2 separate regions of the Homo sapiens genome follow, and region 2 is linked to region 1. The links are chromatin contacts, found by Hi-C or POLR2A ChIA-PET in ENCODE. All regions are on one chromosome and are shown on one strand. Each heading gives the region's core, a stretch centred on a gene start or an enhancer-like site at or near the end of the contact. The rest is flanking DNA. Distances are from core to core; before and after follow the strand shown. Region 1 overlaps BMP7 (bone morphogenetic protein 7). Region 2 overlaps PMEPA1 (prostate transmembrane protein, androgen induced 1).

Region 1 (6,215 bases), core at 446-2,945:
GATATAAAATTTATCTACAGTTCAGAAAAGCAATGTGGAAAGATATGCACACCAATAACGAAATTACATTTAATTGATTATAACCGAATCACATGTGTGATTCCTGAGGAGACACTTGAGACTTTCGGTGAAGTGAACTTGCTGAAGGCTGGGGCGGGGCTGGTGGGCTCCAGGCTTTGGGGCAGGAGCGCTTGCCCCTGGGTGCCCTGCCCTCGCGGCCTGCATGCCTTGTGGAGTCACTCATTCATTCAGCCATTGCTAGGGGCTGCTTCCTGGTGTGCAGGCATGAGATGAGTCCCAGGTGTAAGACAGCAAAGCCCTGCCACTCAGGGGCTTTTCCAGAACGAGAGGCGGGTCATAGATAAGTGAGTGCACATGACTTACATGGAGATGAGGGCTACAGAGGAAAACAAGGCAGGAGAAGCTGGAGTGAGCGGGCATGCTGCCGCGGGTGCCAGCAGGCGCTCTTCTGAGGAGGTGACATGTGGGTAAGAACCAAAAGGAAGTGAGATAGGAGGGTGGGGAGGCATCCAAGGGCGAGGCATTCCTGCATGACGATGCTGAGCAGTGGGGACGAGGCGCCCTCCATGTCTGAGGCCGCTGGAGTAGCATCGGATAGAGGATCAGAGGCAGGCACTGAGCCTGGCAAGGAATGAGGAAGCTGGGGCCTGGGTCAGCAGACAGTGTGGGCGGAGGGAAGATCTGCGTGGCTGGAACCAGCCCCAAGGCTCAATGCTGCAAGGGGGTGCTCAGAGTGGATGGAGGCAGCCAGGGGGAGCCCAGAGGCCCCTGGTCCCCACCCTCCGTGGGGGAGTAGCAGGGCTGGGAGAGAGAGAACCAGCTCTGGGGCAGCAGGAACCTCCCCAGGGCCAGGGTGTCCTCAACACAGGAAGGTCAAGGTCAAGGAACCATCTGGGAGGAGCCCAAACAGCTGGACTCTACAGCCTGCCCTCTAGAGCACACGATGCCAAGCAGAAACCTAAGATGGCCTTCATGGCTGTGGCAATGCCCAGGGCCACAGGTAGCCATGCCCCTCCACGAGCCTCCTCCCTCTTCCCTGTGGGGGGGTAGAAGGCAGGGTGGAGGAGAAGGAACATCCCCTCAGCTCAGGGATGTGTCAGGTGAAGCTGCTAGCTCGAGCCAGGGACATTGCTGACTCCTTGGTGTCCTGAGTCAAGGAGGATTCTGAAGCTGTGTTCAGGCTCCGTCAGAAGGAAGTCCCATGATCTATTAGCAATGTCTGTCATGAGCACAGGAGAGGCCATGATCTATTAGCAATGTCTGTCATGAGCACAGAAGGGACAAGGAGTGGCCTGAGTGCTACTTTCCCCAACCCTGTCTTAAAGTAAAGCCACGACATTTGGCATAACTTAGTTCAAACCCAAGGCCAAACAGACCAAGGCCGAGCACAGCTCATGAAGCTAGTTATGGTGTACGAGTGAGGCGTGGGCACTGGCCCTGCCACCAGGGACTCCAGACCCTGCTCTGTGCTTCCAGGGCTCTTTGATCACGGCTGTCCCAGCAGAAAGTGGCCGGAGCTCCTGTGTATCCTTAGGACTTATTAGCAGGAAAACAAGGAAAGGAAACGAAGGAGGGACTCCCAGCTCCCCTGTCCGTCCAAGCCTGCCCCACCCGCCCCCAAGCAACAGAAAGTGAGCAGGAGACAGCCCTGACGCCAGCACCGGGATTCATCCACCTCCTCAACCCCCTGCTTGGGCCGCAGACAAGTCAGGACTGGTGCTTAGGCTCAGCTCCCGCCTCCACGGGTCATCTGGCAAAGGCGGCTGCTTACCAGGGAGCTGGGTCCAAACGTGGGTGGGGAGAAGGAAGTGCAGGGACCCAGTTTCTCAACCCCAAACCGCACCATCTGAAGAGCACGTGAAGCCCCGGGGGAGGGGGCTGGCGGGCAGGAAAGCGAGCTCCGCGTGGGGTAGCGTGCCGGAGCATGTGCCCCCGCCCCAGCACACACAGGGCTGCCGAGAGATTCAACTTGTGTGGCTCCACGGCAGGGCTCCAGCCCAAAACCGGGGGGACGAGCGATTCAAAGGGGCAGGCACACAGGCGTACACACTCACACTCAAGGACTCTGGCCTAAGCCTAGGGTGGGGCCCAGGCCTCGGTATTTTTATTTTATTTTTTTCTTAACTTCCAGGCAGGTTTTAGAAGAGCTGCAAACAGGGCCACGAGCCATCCGCGGGAAGGAGGCAGGTTCCCAGCAATGAATTTCTGCCACGGGAAACAGTGAGAGCCCCGTCCTGGGGGCTGTGTAAATGGAGACTTGGTGGGGCTTTGATGAGGAGGCGGTGGGGAAAATCAGAGTGAATTCTAAGCCCGCGATGCCTAGTTCCTCTCCCCCTCATTACCCAGGTGCACCCGATGGAGCTCCAAGACACGGAAGTCTCTGCCGGGATGCAGTTTGCCTACACTTCCTGCCTGGATGATCTGCCACATCCTCTAAGGAGTCTCCGGCCTCTGAGCACCCCCTCGGCACCCACCCTGTTCCTCACCTTTCTTAGAGCAGCCAGAATGATCTTATCACCTGCACCCCACACCACAGCTTGAATCTCTGCAAAGACTTCTGAACATGCTTGGCATGAAGTTCAAACTCAAGACGTGACTCCCAAGAGAATGCCTGACCCGCCCACCCTCACTCCCCTCCCCTGCTTCAGCCCCCACAGCCTCCTCCCCACTCCCCAAAGGCGCCAGGAAACCCCACAGCACAGGCCTCTGCCCCTGCAGGTCCCACAGCCCAGAGCATCCTCTCCGGACCAGCCTGGCCTCGTGGGCACCCACTGGACCCAGAGCTCTCAGCTCGCTCGCCACGAAATGTTGTCTGCAGCCCTCGGGATGGGCTGCGTTCCCTAGGCACCACCCTGACTCTGGGTCTGTTACTATGTATGGATGTGAATGGCAACCCCCTCCTTCCTGTCCTAAATTAACACCCCCAAGGGCAGCCTTTGTGTGGGTGTTCGACATTGAATCCTAGCCTTCAAGAGTCCAGCATAAAAGAGGCTTCGAATACAAATGAAGGAATTTGGTTGGTTTTTGACTTGGGAGATCAAAGACCCCTTTGAGAAACCTGGAAAAATGGATCCACTGTCAGAAAAGAAAATATACGGAATCCCTACACACTCTGGGCCACACAGACCCACTGAGGTCCATCCGGGGGCCCCAGGACACCCGCCAGGGGTCAGGAAGCCTTGTCTTAAAAAGGCCACCAACCCCACTGACCTGCCTTCTCCCTTGAAAAGTAAAATGAACATAAATTTCAAGCTAGGCTAGGTAAGGAGGAAGAAGCTATTGGCACTAGAGGGTTAATTTGGGGGTGGGGCTGCTGCTATCCCCTCGCCAGGACCTTTCTCAATAGCCCCTTGCTCCCCTTGGGTGCTTCCTGGGACCAACCGCAGGCCCCGGAGGTGATAAGCAGCTAATAGCTTCCCACATGGTGGCAGGGCAGGTTTGCACCTCAGACCTTTTTCTGCCTTGTGATCAACCTGGAGCCAAGAAGGCTGCAACTCCTGAGCCGGCCCCCAGATGGTTGTGTCCCAGCTCCTTAGCAGGATGAGGGAAGCACTCTGAGGAGGCTGGGGGCAGTAGCTCATGCCTGTAATCTCAGTACTTTGGGAGGCCAAAGTGGAAGGATAGCTTGAGCCCAAGAGCTCGACACCAGCCTAGGCAATATAGGGAGGCCCTGTCTCTACAAAAAATAGCCAGGTGTGGTGGCATCCATCTATAGTCCCAGCTACCTGGGAGGCTCAGGCAGGAGGATTGCTTGAGCCCAGGAGGTCAAGGCTACAGTAAGCCATGCTCACACCACTGCACGCCAGCCTGGGCAATGGCGTGAGACCCTGTCTCTAAAAAAAAAAAAAAAGAAAAGAAAAAAGAAAAAGAAAATCACTTTGCCAACAAAGATGTATTCTTTCCTATCGCTGCTTTAACAAATTAACCAAGCAAATTATCAAAACAATACAAGCGGATTATAGCTCTGTGGCTCTGAAGTCCAACACCAGTCTTAGCAGGTAAATGCAACTGGGGGCTCTAGGGGAGGATCCCTTCCTTGCCTTGTGCAGCTTCTCCAGGCCACCCACATCCCAGGGCTGGTGGCCCCACTCATCTCCACCCCTCTGTGCTCTGTGCTTACATGGCTCCAACCACAGCTCAAAAAGGCTCTCTCCTATAAGGACCGATGGGACCACCCTGCTACACAGAGCCCGCGTATTGGAAGGCCAGCTGATTAGCACCTGTGATTCCAAGGGCAGTCGTAACTCCCCTTTGCCCTGGAGGGTGACACATTCACGGGTTCCAGAGATTAAGACACTGGCATCTTGGAGAGGCTATTGCCCTGCTCATTGCAAATGGCTTCCTGAAGAGCCAGAGAAACGGCACCCCCGGGCAGCAGCTCCCCTGGCCGGCGGGATGGGATTGGGGATGGGGAGCAAACTGGGCTCCTTGGATCTGGGAGGTGTCACCCCTCCAGTCCACTGGAAAATGGTTTGTTGTGAGGTTCATTATTCGAAGCTTTGGTTTTAGTCTGGGAGGAGTCCCGATGCATCTTCTGGCGGACTTGACACTGCATGTGCAGGGGGCATGAGCCAGGCAAGGGGTGTGGGAGGGCTGTCCACAGATGCCCACAGTGCCAGCAGGTCTGCTCCAGGCCAGCCCACCTCCAAAGCTCAAAACCAGAATGCACCTTCTGGGGATCCCAGCACCCCCAGGCCACCAGAGGCTGTCAATGTCGGTTTCCCAATCAGCCTATGGGGAAAGGGATTGCACCCCAGCCACAGCCCCAGTGCCCGGGACAAAGCCAGGCTCCTGTGGGGGCTCCACGAATGCCTGGTGAATTGTCAGAAAGCACCCAATGGGATTGCTGGGGACACCGAAGCTCATCCAGGCCAGGTAGATGGCCCCGGCAATGCCCAACAGGGAAGAGGGCCTGGGGCAAGGGACAACCCAGACCCCAGGGACCCAATCCCAGGGCTGCCAGTTACCTACACTGTGCCCTTAGACAAACGACTTACCCTCTTTGAGCCTCAGTTTTCCCCTCTGTGAAGTGGGAGGCCATCTACCTCAGAGCCTCAAGAACCACACAACATGATGGGCTAAAAGCTGTCTGCTTTAGAGGACCTGCAGAGCACGACCTCCTGGAAGTCTCCTTCGCACAATGCGTTAACTTTACTTATATTTACTGTTAATGTTTGATTTGCTTGCAATAAAAATATTATCTTTAATTTTTTTAAAACCTATCGTAAATAAACATTTCAAACAAACTGAAAAGTACCGCACATCATATATTCTTAAAACACCTACCACCTGGCCGGGTGCAGTGGCTCACGCCTGTAATCCCAGCACTTTGGGAGGCCAAGGCAGGTGGATCACTTGAGGTCAGGAGTTTGAGACCGGCCTGACCGACATGGTGAAACCCCGTCTCTACTAAAAATACAAAAATTAGCTGGACACAGTGGTGCACACCTGTAGTCCCAGCTACTCGGGAGGCTGAGGCTGAAGAATCACTTGAATCTGAGAGGCAGAAGTTGCAGTAAGCCGAGATCGCACCACTGCACTGCAGCCTGGGTGACAGAGTGAGACTTCATCTCAAAAAAAAAAAAATGTGTGTGTGTGTATATATATATAATATTTATCAAGTATTAAAGTTTGCCATGAATTTAAAATATTTTTCATTTATGAAATAAAGATACAGCAAACTCTTCTACCTCCCCATTTCTTCCTCCCCCTCCTTCCATGGGGTAAGCCCCCCCAGGGGTCTTCCCATCCACGTTTCAGGGTCTTTCCTTCATCTCTGTGTAGCTGCAAGTGCCGCCATTGTTCTGTTTATTTAAATATCTACATGCTTGGTGTTGTGTTATACGAATGTTTTGCTACTTGCATTTCTAAGCTAGTTTATTTTTACAGAATTAAGATGTCCTGTGTAGGGGTGGATTTGGGGGTTTTCTTCCTGCTATATTTGTTCCAGAGCCATCTGGTGAGCACCTGAATGGATTTTGAGTCAGTCTCCTGCCGGGTCCCGCCGGGGCCCTGCTGGGTTCCTGTGGTGGGTCTGTGATCCCTCCCACCTAAGCATACCTGCCACGTTGGCCATCCGCAGGGCTTCCTGGTTCTTGGGCGTCTTGGAGCGGTTCTGGCTGCGCTGTTTGCTCCCCGTGGACCGGATGCTGCGGAAGTGGACCTCCGTGGCCTTGAAGAAAGCCACCATGAAG
Region 2 (7,219 bases), core at 2,109-4,608, 500 kb after region 1:
AATAAGCATGGAACCTCCAACCTCTGTCTTAAAGGTGACAAGAGCCAGGGGAGGGAGAGCAGCTTGGGATTCCCCGATGTAAAGTGTCACTGCCTCCCCAATACAATCAAATACTCCCAAAAGGATGTCCCAAACTACCACTGTACCCCCAAGAGAAAGCATCACTGTAAAGTATCAACATATTGTTCAGGAAGAACTGCGGACGTCTCTGCCAGTGAGCACTTCAGGCACAGAAGAGCCAGGAACTGCAGGGATCTCTGAACAACACGAGTGTTTTTGAAGAAGAGTCCTCCTCTGTCTTCTCCAGAACATGGAACAGAACTAGAGCAGGTTTGTGATAATGAGCACCTAGGAGCGGGGACCTCCTTAAATGATCTGGTTAGGGACAGCCTTTCGGAGGAGGTGGCTTTTCAGCAGAGACCTTAAATATGAGGAGAGTTGGGGAAAAAACACTCCTGGCCAAACAATGGCAAGTGCAAATGCCCTGAGGTAGGAAACCTTTGTCTCATTCAAGGGCAAGAAACCCTACCTCCTGGGGCATAGCATGAAGATACAATGAGGAGCTAGCTGCTTTGGGGCTTGGCAAAGCTGCACTGAGACTTCCTGCAGGTGGCCATGGGTGTGTATTGGGGCAAAGGCAGCATAGACAACGTGAACTTGAAACGATTCAGGTATCATTTTCCAGTGTGACTCTCCAAACACGGCACACATCAGACCTGCTGGGGAAGCTCCTTTCAGACAATGCGGGAGCCGTGTCCAACAGGCTGAAATTGACATCGTTCAGTGGCGGGTTCCGGGACCTGCAGGGAATGGACTTACAAGCGCCCGCTATGGATGAACAGATTCCAACCAGGCGCTCGCTTCCTTAGTGAAGGAACCACTTGTTCAATTATGAAGCCCAGGATGTGAAAGCAACTGCTGGAGCCACATAGGTGAATTTGTTATGCTGGAAGGGGGTGGTCACCTGGCACTGTGAGTGGCTCAGAGATCCCTAAGTGATCAGAATTGTAAACGACCCAGGGGAAAACCTTGGGAAAAAACTCACCCTCTTAGATACTGAGTTTCTAGGGGAGGAGAGTGGCTTAGAAGCCCCTAAAATGGGTCAGATGAGAAAAGGACAGGGCCAGAGAGGGGGAGGGAGTTGCCCAGAGACACAGAGCAACCGTGCAAAGCTGGCTAGAGCCAGAGCCTGCGCCTTCCAGTTCCTTGGGTACAGGCTGTCCACGCAGGCATCCCTGGTGGGAGTGAGGGTCACAATGGCTGTGACCTTGACCATCTTTGCAAGGTGAGCCTAGCTTGTGGCATGGAGTCTGGCTTGCACTGCAAGCCCCAGGGAACCGTCGGGGGATGAGTGGATGGTAAAAACGACTTCTGCCCGTCAGACACTCAGACACACCAGCGGGGAGAGCTGCAGCCACTCCAGCTTTAGCTGGGTTGTGCTAAGAGCTTTAAGTGCATTATATCATTCAAAGCTCCCAAGGAGCCGCTTTGGGGAGTCCCGTCAACACCCGCATTCTGCAGATGAAGGGACTGGGACCTCAAGGGCAGCTGCTAGGGCTAAGGTGTGGTTCTTCTACCGGAGATGATTTTGCCCCAGGGGACATCTGGCCATATCTGGAAACACTTGTGGTTGCCACAACTGGGAGGGGGTGTTACTAGCATCCAGTGGGCGAGGGGAAGTAGCTAAACATCCACCCTGCCACGCACAGGGAAGTCCCCCACAGAAAAGAATTATTGAGCCCAAACGTCAGCACCAAGGTCGAGAAACTCTGGATTAAATCAGATGATAGTGAATATCTCAGGCACAGTGCCGGGTGCATAGTGCTTGCTCAATAAACATTAGCTAGGCAACAGCTGATTCCTAATTAGGCCTCAATGTGAAGACAGAAGCAGGGACTGAAACCACACACAACCGGTTTGAAGAATAACAACAACTTAGTCTAAAAACATCTGCTTTGAAAGCAAACGCTTAGGAAAGGGCAGTTGTTCATTTCACACTTGGATTGTACATTTCTGTAGGCTGGAGTCGCAACCACCTTGATCACCGATCAACGCACACTGGCACCAACCACCATGCCAGACACACAGGAGGCACTTCGTAAATGCTTGTGAAATGAATACATGGGTGAGGGAAAGTGGCGGAGAGCAGTCTGCGTGAGGACGTAAGCACAGGTCCTTCTCTGGAGGCAGGAGAATGAAAATCATCCCACGGGTCGGGGCCGGGTCAGTGAGGAAGGGAGGGAAGGAGTTCTGAGAATGTCAATCTGCAGGACAACTTCTAGTTTCCACCTTTTGCATGAGGGATTTCCAAGTGCCCCAGGGCCTGGGAGTCCCCATTCATCAACCCTGGGTGCTACCAGGGACAGGGCCCATTGTGATTTGTGAGGCCTGCCTGAGTGCTGGTGGGGCAGGGGTGAGGCAGGCGCCCATGCTCCTTCCTGACCTCTCCAGCACGCTCCATCCACTTGCATGGAATCACGGCAGTGGGGAATGAGAAACACCCCTCCATCACTGCCACTGGGAACCCCCGTCCCTCCAAACCTGCCGCCTGCCTGAGCTCCTGAGGGCACCCTCACCCTGCATGGGCCTCCTTCCTGCCAGGGAGGGAGCCCTGTGCGAGGCAACCAGGGGTTGCCCCGGAGCCAGTCCCACTTCTGCCATCTGCGGGTGACAGCGAGAGACCTCTCTAGGGTGTCCCCTGCCTGAGACGACCGTGAGGATGGTGTGGCGCTGCCTCTTACAAGGGTGGTCCCAGCATCAAGAAGGGAACGGCCCTCCCAGACCTTTCACTGCTTAAAATAACCAACTTTTTAATTTAGCAACCATTGTCGTTTCACGTTCAATTCTGTAAGCAATAATAGAGCTCTCCACGTACCCTCCACCTCCTCCCCTGCTGGCAGCACCTTACAAAACTCGATTCTCTGTGGTTTTCCCAGAATCAGAACTTGTGTACGCTTTAGTCACCCCCTCATTTTACAGAAGAAGGAACTGCAACCTGGTCAGTCCCCCCTCAAGGTGACACGGCCAGCTGGGAACTGGACATGGCCACCACACCTAGCTTAGCAGACCTCACCCTCTCGGCTTCTCCTCTCTGCCTGAGGTACTCCCCCCAAGGTCTTCCCACCGCTGACTCCTTCTCATCCCTCATTCTCAGCACAAGGTCAGCCCTGCTGAGAGACCCTCTCAGACCAATAAAGCAGCCCCCAGGCACAGTCATGTGACACTGTCGAATCTCCTCCTCCGTTCAGTATCTGACTCTGTTTCCCATCTGCACCAGACTAGTAGCTCCCTGAGGGCAGGCTCAGGCCTGTTCCATTCACCAGGTCCTCCCATCTCCAGTGGCACAGGGAAGGAGCTCACCTACTGGATAAATGAACAGAAGATGGGTGATTCGCCCAAATACCGGGTCTGTCCTCCTTCCTTAGGTCACTATTACACACAGACAGACACAGCTACCTTCGATGGGAGGTGACGGCGTAGCAAAGGCTCCCAGTGGGAATGAAGGCTTGAGCTGAGTGTGAATGGTGCTCAGAGCGGGGGACCAGCTCCACCAGCGGTTCCCTGTGTGACCTTGGGCAAGCTGTTCTCTGAGCCTCGGTGGTTTCATCCATAAAATGGGGAAATGACAGCCCGCTGCCCTTGCATACCTAAGCACAAAGTCACTGGTAACTAGGGGCCCAGGTTCTGGGTCTCCCTGGAGTGTCGGGGTCCTAGGCGCCGGCCCAGAGGAGTTTCAAAGTCAGCCTTTAACTGCCCTCCCAGTAAAGAGGCTGCTGAATGCTACAGAGCAGGCTCCCGTGCCCACCGCCCCACACCTGGAAGACGAAAGGACACGAGAAGGAGAGGCACAGCTGCGTCGCTGGCTGTGACCCACACTCCTCCAGTTTTTGATTTAAAAAAAATCCCTGAAACAGCACCCACTCCCTGTCAAGTCTGTGTCCCCATCGCCAGCAGAAACCAACTCCTCCTGGAGGAAGGAAAGTTCAATGGATGAGCTATAAATATTTCTGCTAGATGCTGCCTGGGAGCTGGGCTTTCTGCATGAGCAGGCCCCGCTGAAAAGGAAGGCGGCTCGCCAGATTTGTTTCGAATTATGAAAATAGATGTTGTCTCCCCACCACATCTGTTTTGCCTGACAAATGAGCAGCAGCTCGCCTCCTAAATAAGGCAGCACACCAAGACGGTCTTGAAACTCCGGCTTCTCCAACTCTTCAGAAAAGGAGAAGAAGAAGAAAAAAGAGTCCAAGCCTCCCAGGTTTGAGCTCTAAAAGCCAGACCTTTTTCAATGTCATCTCTCACGCCGCAGTCTCCGGGGGCATTTACGCCACACTTGTCCTTAAGCTCAGATCTCCCTGAGCAGGTAGAGGCTGCTCACGTTAGAGGGCACGGATATCCCCCACTGCTTTTTAAAAAGAAAAAGAAGGCCAGGAGACACGCGATCAATTATAAAAAGTGCAAAGAAAGGAAAGCTCCCTAAACTCAAGCCAAGGGTGCGTTTTTGATGTGCTGAGAGAGGCCAGTTTTTGGAGGGAAACATCAATACTGTTGCCATTCAGTTCTCTATGCCATGCTGGCCTGGTGACTTGGGTTAATATAATCATTTTCCTTTAATTACTCCAGGAAAGACCCAATTACAGCGCAGACGCATCTGCCAGCCTGAGGATCCAATATTTAATAGCCCATCCTTCAGGAACATTCCTGCTTGGGAGCTTCCTGGAGCGAGCAGCCCTGCATGCATTACGAACTTGCATTACTATACTAACTCGGTGGTGGTGTTCTGGCCTGTGTGCGTGTGTGTGTGTGTGTGTGTGTGTGTGTGTTTCTTTTAAAAGTCTCTTCCCCTGAAAATACTTCATGTTGATATTTCTTCTTAAAGATGCTGTAATTATGAGAGAGCAGAAAGAACCCCCGAATGACTGTATAACTTGAAATATTACAAGCACAGTCACCCCACTTCCCCACTCCGCGGGGAAATTTACAGGCTTCCAGGCTGCCACCAAGAGGGAAGGACTAGAGCCCAGCAGCTCTCAGAGTTCTTGGAGTTCTCGGCCTCCGAAGCACACTGTCCAGCCACCTGCACAAAGTCCATCATAAACCCATGCGGGGCACAATGGGAGTAGCTGCTCAACAGACCACTCCTGCCTGTGGGCTGTCTGTTTTGGGGGTAGAAATAAAAAGATCTGGCCAAGAAACCTGGAGTGTTATGGGATGTCCTTCTCTATCTCCTGCAGACGAAATGTCCCACCACGCCCCACCCCCGGCTCCGCAACACCGCAGTCAAGTAGGCTGATAGGTTAGACTCGCTTCATCTGGCAGAAATGAGACGCAGTTTAGGGATCCCAGGAGACATCTGGTCAGCTGCCCACGCCTGACTCCCCCTCCCCAGCTTTTGTGCCCCCTACCAAGTAAAAACCGGAGGGCAGATTGATGACTGCGGGAGGGGAGGCGGGTGGAAATTTATGGCTTTGCAGCAGGTCAATGGTAATGACAATAGTTTTCACGGGTGGGGGTCGGGGAGTTAGGGGTCTAGCTGGGAGGGGGGCAGGGTGACTTCTCTCCACCCCGCAGCCCTCGCTCCAGAAGGGAACTCGGAAGCCTGCTTCCCTCCTGACCTGAACATGTAGCGGGCCTGGAAGTCAACTGAATTTCCCAAGTCCACTGGGCTGTGTAGCTGCCTAAGAAGGAGGGGGGCTCTGAGAACCGCCCCCACCACCCACTGCAGAGTCTGAAGGAGCCAAAGTGGGACCACTTTCTGGTTGCTGGCAGGACGATGCCTATTTGGCCTCTGCACCGGTTCCTGTTGGGCGGGTGATGGGTGATTGGGGGGCCCGGGAGACCCTCCACCCCCATAGCTTGCCAGTTTTTCACTGCGGTAACAATGACCTAGTCGCTATGGCAATGAGGTTAATTAATGCATCTATTTGGCAGAACTAAAACCTCGGACGCATTCAACTAGCCCTGATATTTTCATCCTTAAGAAGCCAACCTCTGGTGTTTTATTTGTCTAGGCATGTAGGCATGCCACAAAACAAAACATTGCCACAAAAGGAGGAGCTGTAAGAAGAAATGGGGGAAGTTGTGGGGAGGAGCTGGGAGGGGGGGGTCTCTGCCCACCCCTCAGAGAGAAGAAAACCTGGAATGTCACTTTTCCTTTTTCGATGATGGTATAAAATTAGCACAGTCAAGTAAATGTGTTATAAACACAAAGATGCTGCCAGGAGGCAAAGTGCCTTCATTTAAGGAGAGGAAGAATGGCTGAGGGGTTTTAGAAAGGGGGCTGGGTGGTCAAACGGTTGGAGGGGGTGCCGTCTGCAACCCTCCCAAGTACTGTAACCAGAGGGAAAAGCCATTTCCCCCGAGAACGTGCATCTGCAGAACGTCTAGACAGTCATAAAGAGGACAATTAAAAAAAGAAAAAAGCTGCAAGCCGCAGTCACTCTCCTCGCCAGGGTACCCACCCGGCTGCAACCTCCAGCTAACTGCCCGAGCAGGTGAAAAATTATAAAAGCAAGAAAAGCCAGTGTGGGCTAGGAGGAGGCCGGGGAGTCTGGGCCGAAAACAGTTTATGAGCAAGTGTTTTGAAATCCCGCTTTAAATAAGCCGGTAAATGAATTCAACCTTGTCAGATCTCTCTCCCCTCACGCAGACCAAATATTCCGCTGGCGTGCTGTCTAGACACAGATAACAAAGGACTTTTTACAGCGCACAGAGACGCGCTGACAAAGTAGCCATTTAAAGATGCAGTATTGCTTTCTCGGCCTAAAACGATTTGTCAGATGGACTTAAATGAAAATGCTAAGTTATCGGTCTGGTTTGGGGTCTGCTGGTGGACTGGCTGGGGGGAGGGGGCTGGCTGCTCCAGAGAACTAGAAACCATCATCTGTGATTGGGCTGCCCTCCAGGTCGCTCTTAAAATAGGACTGTACGTGGCCGCCCAGCAAATAATTCTGGCTCTTCTTGTTCTGGGAAGGCGCCTGCTAAGATGTCTCTAACACCTAGTAGCAGCAATTTTGTTGTAGCACTGTTCACTTAAAGGGGGCGTGTGGCAAAAAAAGGTTACATGAAAATGCATGGGGGAGAACTTGTTTCCACCTGCTCCGGGTGGACCAGAACCAAGAGGAGAGGAATCTGGTCTCACCTCCAACTTTGCATTTTAGCCCTTCTCATACAAAGGGTCACTATAAAATGAGTCACCCTCCCTTCCCAGGAAAGAAAGACA

The links. A loop is a pair of places that touch in the nucleus more often than their neighbours do. ChIA-PET counts read pairs that join two places held with the same protein, here RNA polymerase II (POLR2A).
Region 2: a loop to region 1 is called in a map of sciatic nerve, with 12 times the contacts of the local background. The contact joins two enhancer-like sites. A Hi-C loop is called at or near these places in 1 of 168 maps with a recorded cell type or tissue (sciatic nerve). POLR2A ChIA-PET finds 5 or more read pairs at or near these places in 1 of 52 experiments (T-cell).

Annotation. Positions count from the first base shown.
Region 1 is chr20:57,177,641-57,183,855 of GRCh38, forward strand. It overlaps BMP7 (bone morphogenetic protein 7), which reads right to left. Exons shown (of 7, transcript NM_001719.3): 4 at 6,082-6,215. Among named protein-coding and RNA genes, the nearest start is that of BMP7-AS1, 33 kb to the right of the region's middle. RefSeq lists enhancers at 5,589-6,111, 6,112-6,215. Within about 2 kb of position 1,696, at least 2 of the 41 ENCODE cell types and tissues checked have a DNase peak (open chromatin) inside an H3K27ac peak, as active enhancers do.
Region 2 is chr20:57,678,765-57,685,983 of GRCh38, forward strand. All of the region lies in intron 1 of PMEPA1 (prostate transmembrane protein, androgen induced 1), which reads right to left. Among named protein-coding and RNA genes, the nearest start is that of PMEPA1, 28 kb to the right of the region's middle. RefSeq lists enhancers at 1-283, 2,173-2,282, 2,693-2,752, 2,843-2,892, 3,202-3,702 and 3 more and a silencer at 3,111-3,274. Within about 2 kb of position 3,359, at least 10 of the 41 ENCODE cell types and tissues checked have a DNase peak (open chromatin) inside an H3K27ac peak, as active enhancers do.